Linked DNA regions of Mus musculus: region 2 is linked to region 1. The links are chromatin loops, found by intact Hi-C in ENCODE. Cell type or tissue: gastrocnemius. All regions are shown on one strand.

The links. A loop is a pair of places that touch in the nucleus more often than their neighbours do. Peaks named below come from ENCODE experiments on the same cell type or tissue, not always from the same donor. Only the 100,000 strongest peaks of a DNase experiment are listed, where the experiment ranks them.
Region 2: it touches region 1 in a loop (7-fold over the local background); 21 of 42 quality-filtered maps call a loop at or near these places.

What each region holds. Positions count from the first base shown.
Region 1 is chr17:34,166,829-34,174,828 of GRCm38, forward strand. No RefSeq gene overlaps it. Among named protein-coding and RNA genes, the nearest start is that of Psmb9, 17 kb to the right of the region's middle. In gastrocnemius, CTCF peaks have their summits at 2,680 (motif pointing left), 4,121 (motif pointing right) and 5,910 (motif pointing right); DNase peaks (open chromatin) are centred at 2,634 and 4,131; H3K4me3 peaks cover 597 bases.
Region 2 is chr17:34,098,017-34,106,016 of GRCm38, forward strand. No RefSeq gene overlaps it. Among named protein-coding and RNA genes, the nearest start is that of BC051537, 6.7 kb to the left of the region's middle. In gastrocnemius, a CTCF peak has its summit at 3,647 (motif pointing right); a DNase peak (open chromatin) is centred at 3,658; H3K4me3 peaks cover 350 bases; H3K27ac peaks cover 396 bases.

The sequences.
Region 1 (8,000 bases):
AGGTTCAGAGGTTCAGTCAATTATCATCAAGGTGGGAGCATGGCAGCATCCAGGCTGTCATGGCGAGGGAAAGAGCTTAGAGTTTTACGTCTTCATCCAAAGGCTGCTAGTGGAAGACTGACTTCCAGGCAACTGGGGCGAGAGTCTTAAGCCCACACCCACAGTGACACACCTACTCCAACCATGCCACACCTCCAAATGGTGCCACCCCCTGGTCCAAGAATATACAAATCATCACAGAGGGTAACTTGACTAAAACTCCTAGAACCAAAACTAATAATTCCCACTAGGAAAATCCCATTATTAACGATGTCTAGTCTATTGGATCACATTGTTCCTATTGATGTCAATAGTGTTAAGGTAACCCACTCTCTATCACTGGAGCTAAAGGCTCTGGAACTTGAGGACAAGGTCAGACATTGTCTTCCATGGAGTAACTATTGAGTAGCACTATTTGAGGGTTGTTGGTGAAGCCCTACTATTCTGGGTAGACTCTTTTTACCCAAATTGTACAAAAACAATCAATGTCTGTCATGACAGCAACATCCCTGGTGGACTCACCAAAACTGGCCAAATCCCATTATTAGATCCAAAAGATCTCAGGGTGTATATACAAGACTAAAGTGCACGTTTTAAAAACAGTTCATGGGCTGGTGAGATGGCTCAGTGGGTAAGAGCACCCGACTGTTCTTCCAAAGGTCCAGAGTTCAAATCCCAGCAACCACATGGTGGCTCACAACCATCCCTAACGAGATCTGACTCCCTCTTCTGGTGTGTCTGAAGACAGCTACAGTGTACTTACATATAATAAATAAAAAAAAAAAAAAAAAAAAAAAACAGTTCATAAGGCCAGGAAGATGACGAAGTGAGAACCGGCATTTGACCCCAAGCCTGATAACCTGAGGTCCAACCCCAGGACCTCAGGGTGGAAGGAGAGACCAACTCTACAAACAGTCCTCTGGCATCTAGTCACCTGCCATAGCATGCATGTGCTAGCATAAATACACCAATAAAATGTTTACAAGGAGCCATAGTAAAAGGCAGAGGTAGCTATAACAAACAAAGGGACTGGACAGAGAGAGCTATAAAGGACTACACTCTAAAGCTAGGGTAGTTGGGGGCAAATGCTTTTAATCCTAGCATGGGGAGGCAGAAGCAGGAAGACCTCTGTGAGCCTGAGGTCAGCTAGTCTACATATGGAGTTCCAGGACAGCCAGGGCTACATAGTGAGACCCTTATGGGTCTACCCTTGAGGTCTCTAGGTGACAAGGATAGCCCTGAGCAATGAATCCTCCACCACATCTGGAGATCAAACCCAGAGCTTCATGCACACTAGCAAAGCAGTCTACCAACTGACCCCCACTCAAGTCTGTCTGTGTGTCTGTCTCCCTCTCCCTCCCCCCAGCCCCTCTCTCAGCTGCTTTTCTGCCTGCTCAGCCCCATCTCTGTCAGACTGTAAAGATAGCCAGCCCTTCCTGGCACTGTTGCCAGATGTATGTAAGTAGAAATTCTAACATCCCTTCCCTGGCTAGCATTTGTGCGTTCCCCACAGTGAGACCCTTCACATCACAGACCAGTGTGTTAGAAAACCAGTGTGAATATTTATGAACAAATAAATAAAAGATAAACATGGCATAAATTATGTGAAGATATATGTTTGTAATGTCATTAGCTATCAGCCACCTGGTAAGTATAATTTTAGCACACAAAACAAACAACAACAAAACAAATAAAGAAATGCCCCCAGGGCTGGTGAGACAGCTCAGCAGGTACTTGCCGCTAAGTTACAGACCCAGGGCTGACCCCAGAAAGAGCTCCTGCAAGTTGTTCTCTGATTTCCATACTCACTGTGGTATGTGTGCACTGCTCCCTCCCAGTGAATAAATAATTGTTAAAAACACAAATAAAATAGAAAACAACACATGCCTACATATGATGGAGCAGCTAATTTTATCAAAAATAAAAACAAACTTTTAGAAATAAGGACAACCCTGGAATTCTTAACCTGGTTAGTAAAGAGAATAAAAATCCATCAAGGACTATCCGGGGTGTATTTGGGGATCATGTTATAGCTACATGCACACACACACACACACACACACACACACACACACACACACACATGCACACACACACACACACACAGAGACAGAGAGAGAGACAGAGATGGAGAGACAGAGAGATAGATAGGCACACACACATACACACACACACACACACAGAAAGAAAGAAAGAGAGGGACACAGAGAGACATAGAGACAGACAGACACACACAGAGAGAAAGACAGACAGACAGAGAGACAGACAGACAGACACACACAGAGAAATAGGAGAGATAGACAGACAGACACAGAGGGAAAGACAGACAGACAGACAGACACATCTCTCTCTCTCTCTCTCACACACACAGAAAGAGACAGGAGAGATAGACAGACACACACAGAGACAAACAGAGACAGAGGCAGCAGAGAAAGAGAGAAGAGAGAGAGACACAGAGAGACATAGAAACAGACACATACAGAAAGAGAGAGATAGAGTCAGAGAGAAACAGACAGACAGACAGACAGACACACACACACTCAGGAAAAAGAGACACAAGGCAGAATCAACCCTGAACACCCGCTTTGCACCCGCTGGTCAGCCAGGTTTCCTGCCCATTGTCAGTCTTTGCTGACACCTACAGGCTACAACTTGTTAATGATTTTTAAATGGAAATTTAAACTCTCCTTTTGTGGATGTTTCTGGGCAGCCTCAGACTCAGTGGAATGAGAGATCATTTCTTGAATATTCCTAGAAAAGAAATCACACCATTGTCCAAGTCTCTGTAAGGTTGACCTACTGATTAGAACTCCCTGATTGTGGAGAGCTGTGGAGTTGAAGCTCTAAAGTCAGATTTATTTATCAGTCACTTTCTTTAGTATTCTTAAAGTCATTTGGAGTCCACCTCTGAAGCTGATGTGACATCCTGAACTAGAATCATTTCTGTTGATGGAAAAATACCCTGATCATCCCCCTCAAAAAATAGGAGGAAGGTTTTGACAATTCCAGGTGACGTCTATCATTGTGGGGAGGTAAGGTGGCAATCTGAAATAGCTGGTCACTTCACACCTTCAGTCAAGAGCAGAGAGAAAGGAATGTATGCGTGTTGCCTGCTTATGGTAAGCTCACCATCTCTGCTCTTACGAGCTTCAGGATGCCTGCCTAGGGAATGGTGCCACCCACAGTGGGCTGGGTCTTCCCATATCAATTAACTTCAGACAACCCCTCACAAACATGCCCACAGGCCAACCCAGTGTAAAATCCTTCATTGAGAGTCCCTTCCCAAGTTATTGTGAGTCATGTAAAGTTGATGGTTAAAGCTGTCAATCATAACCCTTTCAACTATGAGGGGAAAAATATTTTGAGTATATTAACTTAGCAAACTGCTGGTTTCCACTGATCCCCAAACTCAGAGTGCCATAAGATAGTACCTGAAATCTACAGCAGAGAAAGACTTCTTGTTTTGCTGTAACCCACTTGCCCTGACATCCCTACTAATGTATTTGGCGGGTGGCTTGATTTATGACTTCCTATCAAAACGCTTATTTAACTGTCTTCCTGCCACAGGGCAAACTGAGCCGTTGTCCCTGGACTGTGGCCATCTACTTATATTAGGTTCAGAAAAACAAAATCTCTTATTCCTTTGATCTGAGAGGGAATGTTTTTTGTTAATAAAATAGAAGCTGAAAAACCCAAGGAATTCTGTGGCCACAGTGAAAATTTGGTAAATTAGGACTTTAGTGATACAGGGATGTCAGCACACAGGCAAAGCTATCCTTTAAGTAAATGCTGGAGACTGGGTGTGTCAGGCTGAGTAGGTGACTGCAGGCGTTTATCTGGGAGACAGCTCACACTTAATGCTCTGCTGGCACTAGATTCCATCCGCTTGCTATAGAGGCAAAGATTCTAACGGTGGCTAACTTCCACTCTCTGTGGAGATTAGAAAACGGTGGCTGGTTTTCTTTGGAATCTCCTTTAGCTGTTGCTGTTTTCAACTTCATACCTTGGATTCAGGATAATAAAATAACCAAGCTCTCCACACTTCCAAACCTGTGGATTTTCTCACTGGGTAGCCACTACACATTTGTCCACTAGGTGGCGCCAAAGACATGTGCTCTCACGACTCAGCCTGACACAATTAGGTACTTCTTAGTCCTTATTAAAAGAGCGATCCTAATATCAAATTTAAAGTGTTGGGGGGGGGGGAGACCCGGAAAAGAGAAGACAAGCAAAACAAGAGTTCAAATCTTGCTTGGTGTACAGGTTAGTTTTGTGTTAACTTTGACACAGGGAATAGGACCCTCAATTGAGAAAATGTATCCATCAAATTGACCGGTGGACAAATTTGTGGGCCATTTTCTTGATTAATGGTTGATGTGGAAGGGCACAGCCCACTGTGGGCGGTGCCACCCCTGAGAAGGTGGGCGTGGGTTTCTGAAAAGACAAAGCGAGTGAATCGTGGGTAGGTAGGAAGCAGCGTTCCGCTCACGCCTTACTTCAGTTCCTGCCTTGACTTTTCTCAAAGATAAACCGGAAACAGGATATGGAAACCATATAAGCCCTTTCCTCCCCAGCTTGCTTTTGATTATGGTGTTTATTACAGCAACAGAAATTAAATGAGGATATTTAACGCTAAGGTAACGTTTCTCTGGGTAGAATGTTACCAGTATTTTAGCGACTGCATATGCTTTCATTGAGGGCAAAGAATGTTTGTAGGAAATAGAACAACGGAAAGGAAATTACACATCTAAGCTGACATTGCCTCCTATCAGACTGTAGCAGGGGACTTAAAAATCTACCGGAGGGGCTGGAGAGATGGCTGCTTTTGCAGAGCACCCAGGTTTGGTCCCCAGCCCCTCACAACTGTTTGTAACTCCAGTTCCTGGAATCTGAACTCTCTCTGGCCTCCATGAGCAACACACACACACACACACACACACACACACACACAGAGAGAGAGAGAGAGAGAGAGAGAGAGAGAGAGAGAGTGAGAGAGAGAGAGAGAGAGAAATACCCACCCCATGCTGCATATACACACAGGCAAAACACTCATGCATGTCAAATTAAAATGTCTTAAAAAACTCATCTGAATATTTTCTTTCTTAGATTCCCCCCCCCCCCCCAAGACAGGGTTTCTCTGTGTAGCCCTGGCTGTCTTGAAATTCATTTTGTAGACCAGGCAGGCTTTGACCTCAGAGATCAATCTGCCTCTGCCTCCAGAGTGCTGGGATTAAAGGTATATGCTACCATGCCTGACACCTAGGCTGATTTTGAACTTAAAATTTCCCTGTTTACTCTCCCAAATGCTAAGATTGCAGGTGTGTGCCACCCTGTCTCATTTCATCTGAGTCTTAAGACAAGCCAGATAGAAGAAATGGTGAATGCACGTCTTAATTACTTTGCAATTGCCACGACAAAGCATCATGACCAAGGCAAACTTGTAGCAGAGTTTATTGGGGCTTACAGTTTCAGGGACGATAGCAGCAGGCAAAATGGCTTAGCACCATAGCAGTGGATGGGAGCTCACACCTGGTTCACAAGCAGGGGGCAGAGGTGGGGCAGGGAGAGCTAACTTGGAGTGGCCTGGGATTCTGAAACCTTGAAGTCCACCCCACCCAAAGCTAACACACCTCCTCCAAGGCCACACCTCTTAATCCTTCCCAAACACCTTCCCCAACTGGGGATAAGGCACTCAAAAATGTGCGCTTATGGGAGCTATAGTCACTCAGACCACCACAATGCATGAAGTTGAATTGAAACACTTTTTGAAAACATAATTTTTAGAGACTCAGTTTTGATTTTTACTTTTATGTGTGCTTCTGTGTATGTGCACCTGAGTGCAGTGCCCACAGAGGCCAGTAGAGGGCATCAGATATCCTGGAGCTGAAGTTACAGGTTGCTGTGTGTTTCAAGAAATATTAAAAAATGAACCCGCCAACTCTCAGTGGGGCCAGGCCATGCTCCTGCGCTCCTGTTGCCACCAACAACTCTCTAGAGCTAGCCCCTGTGCCAGGTGATCTCGCTCGCTCAGTCTCTCTGCCACCAACTCACCAGCCCTGCCACACGGCTCGCACTGGGCCATCTCTCAGATGGGCCCCCGAGTTCCTCTCACTTTCACACAATGCCCCACACAGCCCTGGTTAGCCATCTCAATACCTAATTACCTGGTAGAATCAAGACTCTTAATGCTTAATTAGTCAATCAGATTTATGTGTCATTAATAACACAATTTACAAAATGCCAATACAATAATTTCAGAGCTAAATGATAATGGTAAAGCTTTAACCCAATTATTCTAACCATTTGATAACATCATGTCAGCCTCCATTTTGGTTCTCCCTCTCCTCAGACCTCTCTCTCTCTGTCTCCTCAACTCCTCGCTCCACCTCCCGTCTTCTGTCCAATCACAAGCCTCCCACTGCCCTAATGTGATTGGACAGGGAAAATCCTGCAACAGCTGTGAGCTTCATTCATAACAAGGGTGTTGGGAGCCAAACTCCCGTCCTCTGTAAGAGTAGGATGCTCTCTTAGTTGTTGAGGGTTCTCTCCAGCCCCCTCTTGTCTTTCTTAATGTCAATTCTTCTCCCTCCCTCCCTCCCTCCTTCTCTTCTCTTTATTTTTCCTTCCCCTCTTTCTTCTTCTTCCATCTCTTCTTTATGCCCATCTCTGTTTATTTGAGACAGGGCTCTCTGTGTACCCAACCTGGGCTCCCACTGCTACTATTCCTGCCTCTGCCTCTGAGGGCGGGGCTTGCAAGTGTGCACCATCAGACCTGGCTATATTTGGCTTTTCTTCTCTTTTCTTTCTTTCCTTTTTTTTCTGACAAGGGTTCTACAAAGGCATTATTGGATTTACACACAGCTAACTGGATATTTCCGGTGTTGTTGTAAATGCAGGTTTAAGACTGTTTTTTCAACTTTGTCTTTCAATTTTCTGTTTTACAGCATACGAACACACAGTAGCAATCAAAGTACCATGTCTCACGGACCTTTGATGTCAGCAAGCCTGTCACAACCAAGACCATTTCTTTGTACATAGTTTTGGGTTTTCTATTTGAACAGTTTACAAATGCAAATATCTACTTCTTTGTTTGTCGGTTTGCTTTTTGTTTTTGAAGAAAGTGTGTATGTGTGTGTGTTGCTTTTCAACAGGAAATGTGGAGCAATGGATGGGAGACTCCTCTTGTTTAGGCAAAGAGTCCTACTCAGAACCACACAGAGACCCAAAAGATAGCCTCTACCCCCTTCCCCCAACCCCCACCCTAGTTGCTGCTCACCCTGTGGAGAGGAACTAGGCTTCTATGCAGAGTTACCTAAGTCACCTGCTTGGCCACTTCTGCCCCAGGAACTCCTCCTGTGACTTCTGCTTCCCCAAATCCAGTCGCTGCTTCTCTTCCCCATTGCCCTTTGCCAGGGGAATGAGTAACAGTGTGAATCCCCTGCCCTTATGCTGCTCTTTTGAGTTGAAGTGTCAGGTGCATGCATCTGGTTGACAGGACTCAGTTCCTGCATTTGTGCCCTGCCTTCAAAAAAGGTGGGGAGGCAGGAAGCAAGTTTTGTTTCACTTCATCTCTAAGAAAGTAGGGCTTATAAGGAAGGGAGACTGCACTACACCCTAACATCTCCGAATCTGACCATTCATGTAATAGACCAGTGTCCATACCTCAGACACCTCGAGGTGGTGGTTTGTGACTGGGAGCCCTGGTTTATGCTTCATGGCTCTGTCAGGCGATTGACCTCAGTCCACTGGCAGCTCACCGAACAGGATAGAGATGTTACTTTTGCATTTGCCACTGAAGTTTGGAATGGCTCATTAACAGGGAGAGCATACTGTGACACTTTTCAGGGCTGCTTTGCTCAGTGTCATTTCTCTGAGATCCATTCACGTGGTGTCATCCACCCGTTAACCCCCACCGCCGCCACAGTATTTAAGAAGCAACATTTTATTTGCCCATTTACTGT
Region 2 (8,000 bases), 69 kb before region 1:
CAGGGTTCTCTTGAGTCACAGAACTCATGGGTAGTCTCTATAGTAAGGGAATTCATTATGATGACTTATAGTCAATACAGTTCAATACCCAACAATTGGCATCTGTGAATGGGAAGTTCAAGGATCTAGTAGTTGCTCGGTCCCACCAGGATAGTAGATTCCTACAGATGTGCTGGCAAGTAAGTGCAAGCAGGCAAAGAAAAGTGAGTCTTCCTTCTTCTAAGGTCCTTAAGTAGGTCTCCAGCAGAAGATGTGGCTCCCAGATTAAAGGTGTGTACCACCATGCCTGGATCTGGGACTTGCTTTGTCCCAGGCTGACCTTGAACTCAGAGATCTGCTTGCCTCAGTCTCCTGGGACTAAAGGCATGTTTGACCTTGCCTGGGTCTAACCTTTTCATGGCCACTATGCCTCAAGATCTCCATGCCAAGATCCAGGTCAGAAACTTGTGTCTTCCAGCCTCAAGATCTGGAACATATAGGTGAGTCTTCTAATTCTTGGGTTTTGTTTTGTTTTGCTTGTTTGTTTGTTTTTCGAGACAGGGTTTCTCTGTGTAGCCCTGGCTGTCCTGGAACTCACTCTGTAAACCAGGCTGGCCTTGAACTCAGAAATCCACCTGCCTCTGCCTCCAAAGTGCTGGGATTAAAGGCGTGCATCACCACTGCCCGGCTGAGCCTTCCAATTCTGGATTGTAGTTCATTCCAGACATAGTCAAGTTGACAACCAGGAATAGCCATTACAGACGGTACAAAGGTCAAGGTTGGAAATAATTTCCCCGAGGACATCTAACAAATGCCTCGAGTCACTCAGCTTCCAGCTGAAAAGCCAAAAGTTGTCAGAGTTCTGAAACTCTGTGTGAGTCTGGGTAGAACTTTCCCTTCCTCCTATCTCACGTTCACACCTGCACTCCCTTCCCCACAGGGTGAGGAGCCTCCTCAAACTCTGACAACTTTAACCTTAGCTCTAGAAACTCCACGAAAATAGTCGCTGTGTAAGTCACAGCCTTCACTTGTATGTTTGACTTTGCATAAGTTATGCTGTGTGCCCAGATCCTGCCTGCCAGTCCCTCAAGCCCAGATTAAACGTCAGTACTGTGACACCTTCTGCCCCGCCCCATCCATTCTGACTCTCACTGTGGAACGCAACACGCCCTGGTGTCTGTCTTTTACACTACTTGCACCTTTGTAACAATGAAAGTCTGTGCTTGGTATCCCAACACTTGACACAGTGTGCTTAATTCTGCTTAACTTGTTCCCACCTCAGCCTGCTCCCTCTGGTCTGCACTGGTTTCTCCAAGCTGACATGTGATCAAGGGGTCACTTTTTCACAGGTCACTTTCTCACTGGAACAAAGCCACACTAGGTGACACTCTTCTTCCACCAAGCTGTCTTTGCTTCTGTTTTGAGACAAAGTCTCCCTAAGTTGCCCAGGCTGGCTTTCTACTCCTTGTAACCCAGGCTGGTCCTAAACTTGAAATCCTGCTTCAGCCTCCAGTAATTGGGGTTTCAGGCCCAGGTTGGTGAGTGCCTTTCATACGTAATGATTTTGCATCTTATTCATAAAGTCAAGAGTTTGGAAACATCTTTAAATCTTAAAGCTGGCTCAAACCACCCCAAGCTACTGTTAGCCCCTCACAGTTGGAACCTTTCTTTCTCATGGTTATTTAAAGGCTCCGTGTGTGCCTCAAAGTACACAAAGTTAATGAGGCCCCAGAGTACCCCCCCTTTTCTGGCCTTTGGCCAAAGTGCTTATTCCAGCAAGCTGAAGTTTATTCCAAGCAGGAGTGCTGTATCCAATCCCGCACGGTTCTTAGTTGCTGCTGTGTAGAGCCGCTCTTACAAGCAACACCTGTCAATAAAAAAAGCCTCTGGCCAATGATGGCCAAGGTGGGAAATAGGAGGTGGAATATTGGCAGGAAGAGAGACAGATTTCTGGGAGATAGAGGCACGAGAGATTCAAGGATAGACGCTGAGGAAGAAGTGTCCCGGACTGACGGAAAGGAGGCCAGAATACAGGAGACATTCGCCCAGGAACGCTGAGGAGATGGACAGACAGAAACCAGCATTGGATAAAGAGGAGATTTGCCCTGGGACTCGGAGGCGTGAAGCTGAGGAGAGGTAACTAACCATGTGGGAAACAGAATAGAAGAAAAGAGATAATAAGTTAGGAGCAAGTCAGAGAGCAAGCCGAAGTTTATGGCGTAGGCATTTATTAACAAATAATTAGCCTCAGAGTCCTCATTCTGGGAGCGGGGGCTGGGAGGAAACACTTGGATTTATTTTTCACATTGCCGTTTCCGGGATATGAGGCAGGAGGAGCCTTTGGTAAGAGGTGGTCCTGCAAAGGTGTAGCCGGCCTTGTCCCCTGTCTCCCCTGGGGCTCCTTGGGTGCAGGGGGTGGGGCAGCGGGTTCTTAAGACCTACAGACTGTAGTGCACTCTAGGCTAGGAGAATCCCCCTAGCTGCCTTGTGTTCCAGTACCCTTACCCATATTTGGGACAGCTGATGTAGTTAGTAGTTAGCAGGGGAAATTTGGGAGATTCAAAGCCAGAAGAGGAAGGGTCTCTGAGATGACATCACTGTTGCCTTGTGCCAGAAGCCTAAATCCAAGGAAAGATCAAGGAGAAGTGTTATTCTGCCTTACAGGCCCCCAGTCTCTTTCCTCACAACCACCATCACTTTATATAGGAGGAAAGGCCCATTCACATGACTTAGCTTTCAGACAGACAGCATGGCTGTCAAGCTCTGTGTGAGGGCTAGGTGCACCTATCCCCTGCACCCCTGCTACCCATAGCAAATGGAGTCACCATGACGGTAGGACACATAGCAGCAGTGCTGGCAAAGGCCCAGGATGTTTGTCCCTTCCTGAACGTGACTCCTGTTGGCAGGCTCAGCAGGAATGGATGGGAAGAAATGGGTGACATTGGAAACTGTCAGGTCCTGGAGTCACCAGGGAGATCTGAATGCACTTCCTTCATCCGTCTCATCTGTGATGTCCCCTTGTCAGACTTCTTAGAATAGCCACTAAGGCTGGCTCTGCCCCTCACATCCCTTCACCACATTTGGGACTCTGACTCGGGCAGTTTGGGATTTGGCTTCATCTTGTGGTTCAAGATCACTGTAGGTACTGACTGCCTTCAGTAGAGGTAATCCTGGTCTCAGAGACACCTCTTGGTATACCTGTTGCCTGAAAACTACCTGCCTACACCAGTCAGACCTAGTTTCCATCCTCCAACCCCCCTCTTTTTCAGACTTTTAGCATAGTCTGTTCCAGGTCCCCTCTTACACTCTGCCTGGAAACAGTCATCACAGCCTTCGTGTGTTCAGGATGTCATACCCACGAGGTGGTGTCTCATAGCCCCTCCTCAACCCCAGCCTCAGGCTCTTACCTTAGTCTTTCTGTCCCCGTTCCACCATGTCCCTTAGGCTTGGAGGGGGGGTAATATCAATGTCTCTCTTAGGGCTGAGCCATTAGCTGTCATTCGTTCCAGAACTTTGTCCAGTTAAGAGTATGTCCTGGCCATTGCCTACCATGAAAAGCATCTTCTCTGGCCACAGACGGGGCAGAACCAATCTGGCAACCTAAATGCAGTTTGAAAGCAGCTTTGCTCTAAGACCATTTAGCTGATGTTAGCAATAAATCCCCACCAGGGGGCGCTCGCGTGTGTAGCTCTAACTGTGAACTTGACACAGCATAGAATCAACCCACCAAGCCCGGGGACACAGGGCCATCCCAAGGCAGGTGGCCGCGCCTGTATATGAGAGCTGTGAGGCAGTAGGCAGCGTGCCTCTGTGGTTTCAGTTGGGAGCTCCAGTTTGAATTCCCGTTCTTACATCCCTCCATGACGGACAGTGGCCTTCAGGTACAAGCTGAAACAAAGTCTCTCCTCCCCAGGAGGCTTTTGATCACAACAGCAGGAAGAAAAGCAGAACAGGAACTGAGAGTGACGACAGTATCCGCCCTGTCTTGAGCGCTTCTCAGGGCTTCTTGGCCAGCAACACACAGGGAGAAAACCCACACTTGGCAATGGGATTTCGGCTTAGAGATCTATGGTTTCTGACGGGTGGCATTATTCATCTCTGCATGGTATAGCCAAGCCTTCAAAAATTAATTGTATCTTTTAGTTAGTTCATTAAGTGGTTGTATTATTATTATTATTATTATTAGTTTTGTTTTTCAGGACAGGGTTTCTCTGTGTAGCCCTGTTTGTCCTGGAACTCAATTTGTAGACCAGGCTGGCCTTGAACTCACAGAGATCTCCCTGCCTCTGCCTCCCGAGTGCTGGACTCACACCCCACCCATAAAGTCTTCTCATTTCCCTCATCCTCACTGCCATTCTCATCTCAACCTTTTTAGACCTATCACTCCCCCCTTTTCATATCACATGCAGTCCTCCTGCCCCTCTCCCCAGGAACACAGCCGGTGCCCACAGAGGACAGAGAACAGGTCAGATCCCCTGGGACTCCAATGACAGGTAGTTAGGAGTTGCCATATGGGTACTGGAAACTGAGTCCTAAGTTTATGGAAAAGCAGACAGTACTCTTAACTGCGGAACCATCTCTCCGGTCTCATAAATGTTTATTTTAATTGTATGTGCATATAAATACAAGTATAAACAAATATTAGAAAAGGCCAGAGGCATCAGACCCCTATGGAGCTAGAGTTATGAGCTGCTCTGTGTAGGTGCTGGGAATTACACTGGCAGCCATTGCAAGAGCAACGGATATTCGAGTACTATACCATGTCCTATTTATGAGTCCAAGATGAAGACTGGTTTGTTTTACTGAGACGGGGTCTCACTATGTATCTCTGGTTGGCCTGTAACTCTCCATCTAGACCATTCTAAGCTCTAATTCTGAGAAATTCCCCTGCTTCCACCTCCCATGTTCTGGTGTTAAAGGCGTGCAGGACCATTTCCAGATCAAATACAGTTCTTTAAAGTGTAGCACATCTTTACATCTTTATTGTTGGCATCCGTTGTAATGTTTCACTTTCACCTATGAGCCTACTAAACAGGGACTTTCCTTCCTTCTGTTTAATTTGGCTAACGGTTTGTCAACTTTGTTTATCTTTTTAAAGAACCAACTCTTGGTTGCTTTTTGTTTCGTTTTCATTCTCTTCATTTCTCTCCTGCGAATTTCCCTTCTACTGCCTTTGGATTAAGTTCACTCTTGTTTTCCTAATGTTTTAAGGTTCATGGTATCGCTTGGGACAGCTCTGCTTGGGACGGTTCTGCTTTTGTAGCGGGGGCAGAGTGGAAACCTTCCAATCAGGACAGCCTTCGTTTTTCTTTTTTCTATTCTAGTACTTTAATTTTTTTTCTTGATTTTTTTCAATGACCTACTCATCCAATCTCCAAGTTATTTTTTCTGTAGTTTTTCTTGTGGTTGATTCCTAGCTTCGTTCCAGAAAAGAATACAAATGGAAAACGGAGCAATTTACCTTTCTGTATGTGTGTAGACTTTCTTCTTTAGAGTAAGTCCTGTGGCCAGCTGAAAAGACTGAGTTCTGTGCTGTTTGGGTGGAGTGTTCTGTAGATGTCCTTCAACGCCTTTGCCTGGATGACCTGCCCCTTGTTGCCAGTGGGGTATTTATGTCACCCACTGTTTCACTTTTTATTTGGTAGTATTTGTTCTAGGAAACCGAGGGTACTGCTGGTTTTTCACACTTAGAGTTGGAATGCCAGCTTGAGGGATGGTTTCTAGCATCAGCATGGCGTGATCCTCCTCATTCCTTCTGATGGGTTTAGTCTGGAGCCTGTTTGGTCAGATATTGGAACAGGAACTCCGTTGCTTGTTGCTTGGGATTCCTATGCCCACCTTTCCTGCTTGATGCTCCAGTGTGATCCTTGTATGCAGCAAAAGGGAAGCTCCTGTGCTCTGAGCCGCTCTGCTGGTCTGTGTCTTTTGGATGGTGGACAGAGACCACTAAGATCCAGTTATTTAAAGGTGTGTGCTAATTGTCAATTTGCTGGGTTTTGTAGTGTGTGGTGTTTTCCCAATCCCCAATTATTGCTGTTAAGGTGTCTCATTTTTTAAAAAAAAATTTATTTTATTCTTTACATACATTACATCCTGTACTGGCTGGTTTTGTGTGTCAACTTGACACGGCTGGAGTTATCACAGAGAAAGGAGCTTCAGTTGAGGAAATGCCTCCATGAGATCCAACTGTAAGGCATTTTCTCAATTAGTGATCAAGGGGGAAAGGCCCCTTGTGGGTGGGACCATCTCTGGGCTGGTAGTCTTGGTTCTATAAGTGAGCAGGCTGAGCAAGCCAGGGGAAGCAAGGCAGTAAAGAACATCCCTCCATGGCCTCTGCATCAGCTCCTGCTTTCTGACCTGCTTGAGTTCCAGTCCTGACGTCCTTGGTGATGAACAGCAGTATGGAAGTGTAAGCCGAATAAACCCTTTCCTCCCCAACTTGCTTCTTGGTCATGATGTTTGTGCAGGAATAGAAACCCTGACTAAGACACATCCCAACCAAAGTTTCCCCTGCCTCCACTCTCCCACCAACCCCAAATCTATTAATCCCTGATACCAAACATGGCGTAACAAGTTACAATAAGACTAGGCACAAGCCCTCCTATCAGGGCTGAGCAAGGCAACTCGGTATGAGGAAAAGGATCCCTAAAAAGTCAGAGATGCCCTCACTCCTGATGTTATGGGTTGCAGAAGAGCGCCAAGCACACCACAAGAATACCACCTAACCAAAACATGTATGCAGAGGACCCAGCTCGGACCCTCATAGAGTTCATGAGTGTCGCTCCAGTCTCTGCAAGCCCCTATGAGCCCTGCTGAGTTGATTCTGTGGGCCGTGTTCTCATAGGGCATCTTCCTAATTTGCCCCGTAGCCTCGAAGATGCCCTTCTTTCCTGCCTACAGTACTCTATCATCCTCTGTAGAGCTGTCTGTGTGGTCATATGTCCTTTAGTCTGCTTCTGACAGGGAAGTTTCATTCCTCCCCCAGTTAAGATTTTGTTTGGTGTAGTTGTCTAGGCTAGCAGCTGCGGTCTCTCGGAACTTGAAACATCCTCCCGAGACGCTCTGGCTTTCAGTTTCCATTGGAAAAGAAATCAGCTGCTAGCTGACAGCGTGTGTATGGTCCTTCTCTCTTCCAGCTTTCAGTATTTGTTCTTTGATCTATTTAGTGGGTCGACCATCACTTGATTTTTCCCTTCTCCTTTATTTGGTTGGTTCTGTCATTCCCTTATGTCTGGATGGGGTGGGTGGGTGGGGCCTTTTCCCTCTAGAGTTGGGAATGTTTTTTTAGATTTTATTGAAGATGCCAGGCGTGGTGGCGCACACCTTTTAATCCCAGCACTTGGGAGGCAGAGGCAGGAGGATTTCTGAGTTCGAGGCCAGCCTGGTCTACAAAGTGAGTTCCAGGACAGCCAGGGCTATACAGAGAAACCCTGTCTCAAAAAAACAAAAAAACAAAACAAAAAAAAATTTTTTTTTTCTATTGAAGATATTTTCTATGCTTTTGGTATGGAATTCTCTTCCTCTATGTCCACAGTTCTTGGCCTGGTCCTTTTGTGGTGTCACAAAGATCTCAATTGTCCTACTTAAGAGGTTCTTAAAGATTACCATTTCCTTAGTGGAAAATCCCTGTCAAGTCTTCAAGAGGTGGTGTCCTGGCCTGCATGCGACCCCTCCCACTGAGCTTCTGCCCTGCTGAAGTGTCTATTTCACATCACTTTGGCCTTTTTCTGTTGAATTGATCTTATTTCCTGATCGATGATTCAGTTGTTTATGATCCCTTGGGATCCACTCCTCAGTTCATTTCTGAGCTGTAAATTCCCTGAATAGATTTATAACCATTTTAAATTCTTTCTAAAATTTTATCTAAGTAGATCTCATTAGGGACCATTACTGTGAATAGGTCATTTAGGGAGGGGCATACTGTGTTGACTTTTAGCTATTTTTTTATTCTCTTGCCTTTAATTTCCTCCATTATTAAATATGCACATCAAATCTTTTTTCTGCAACTAGCTTCTATTTTT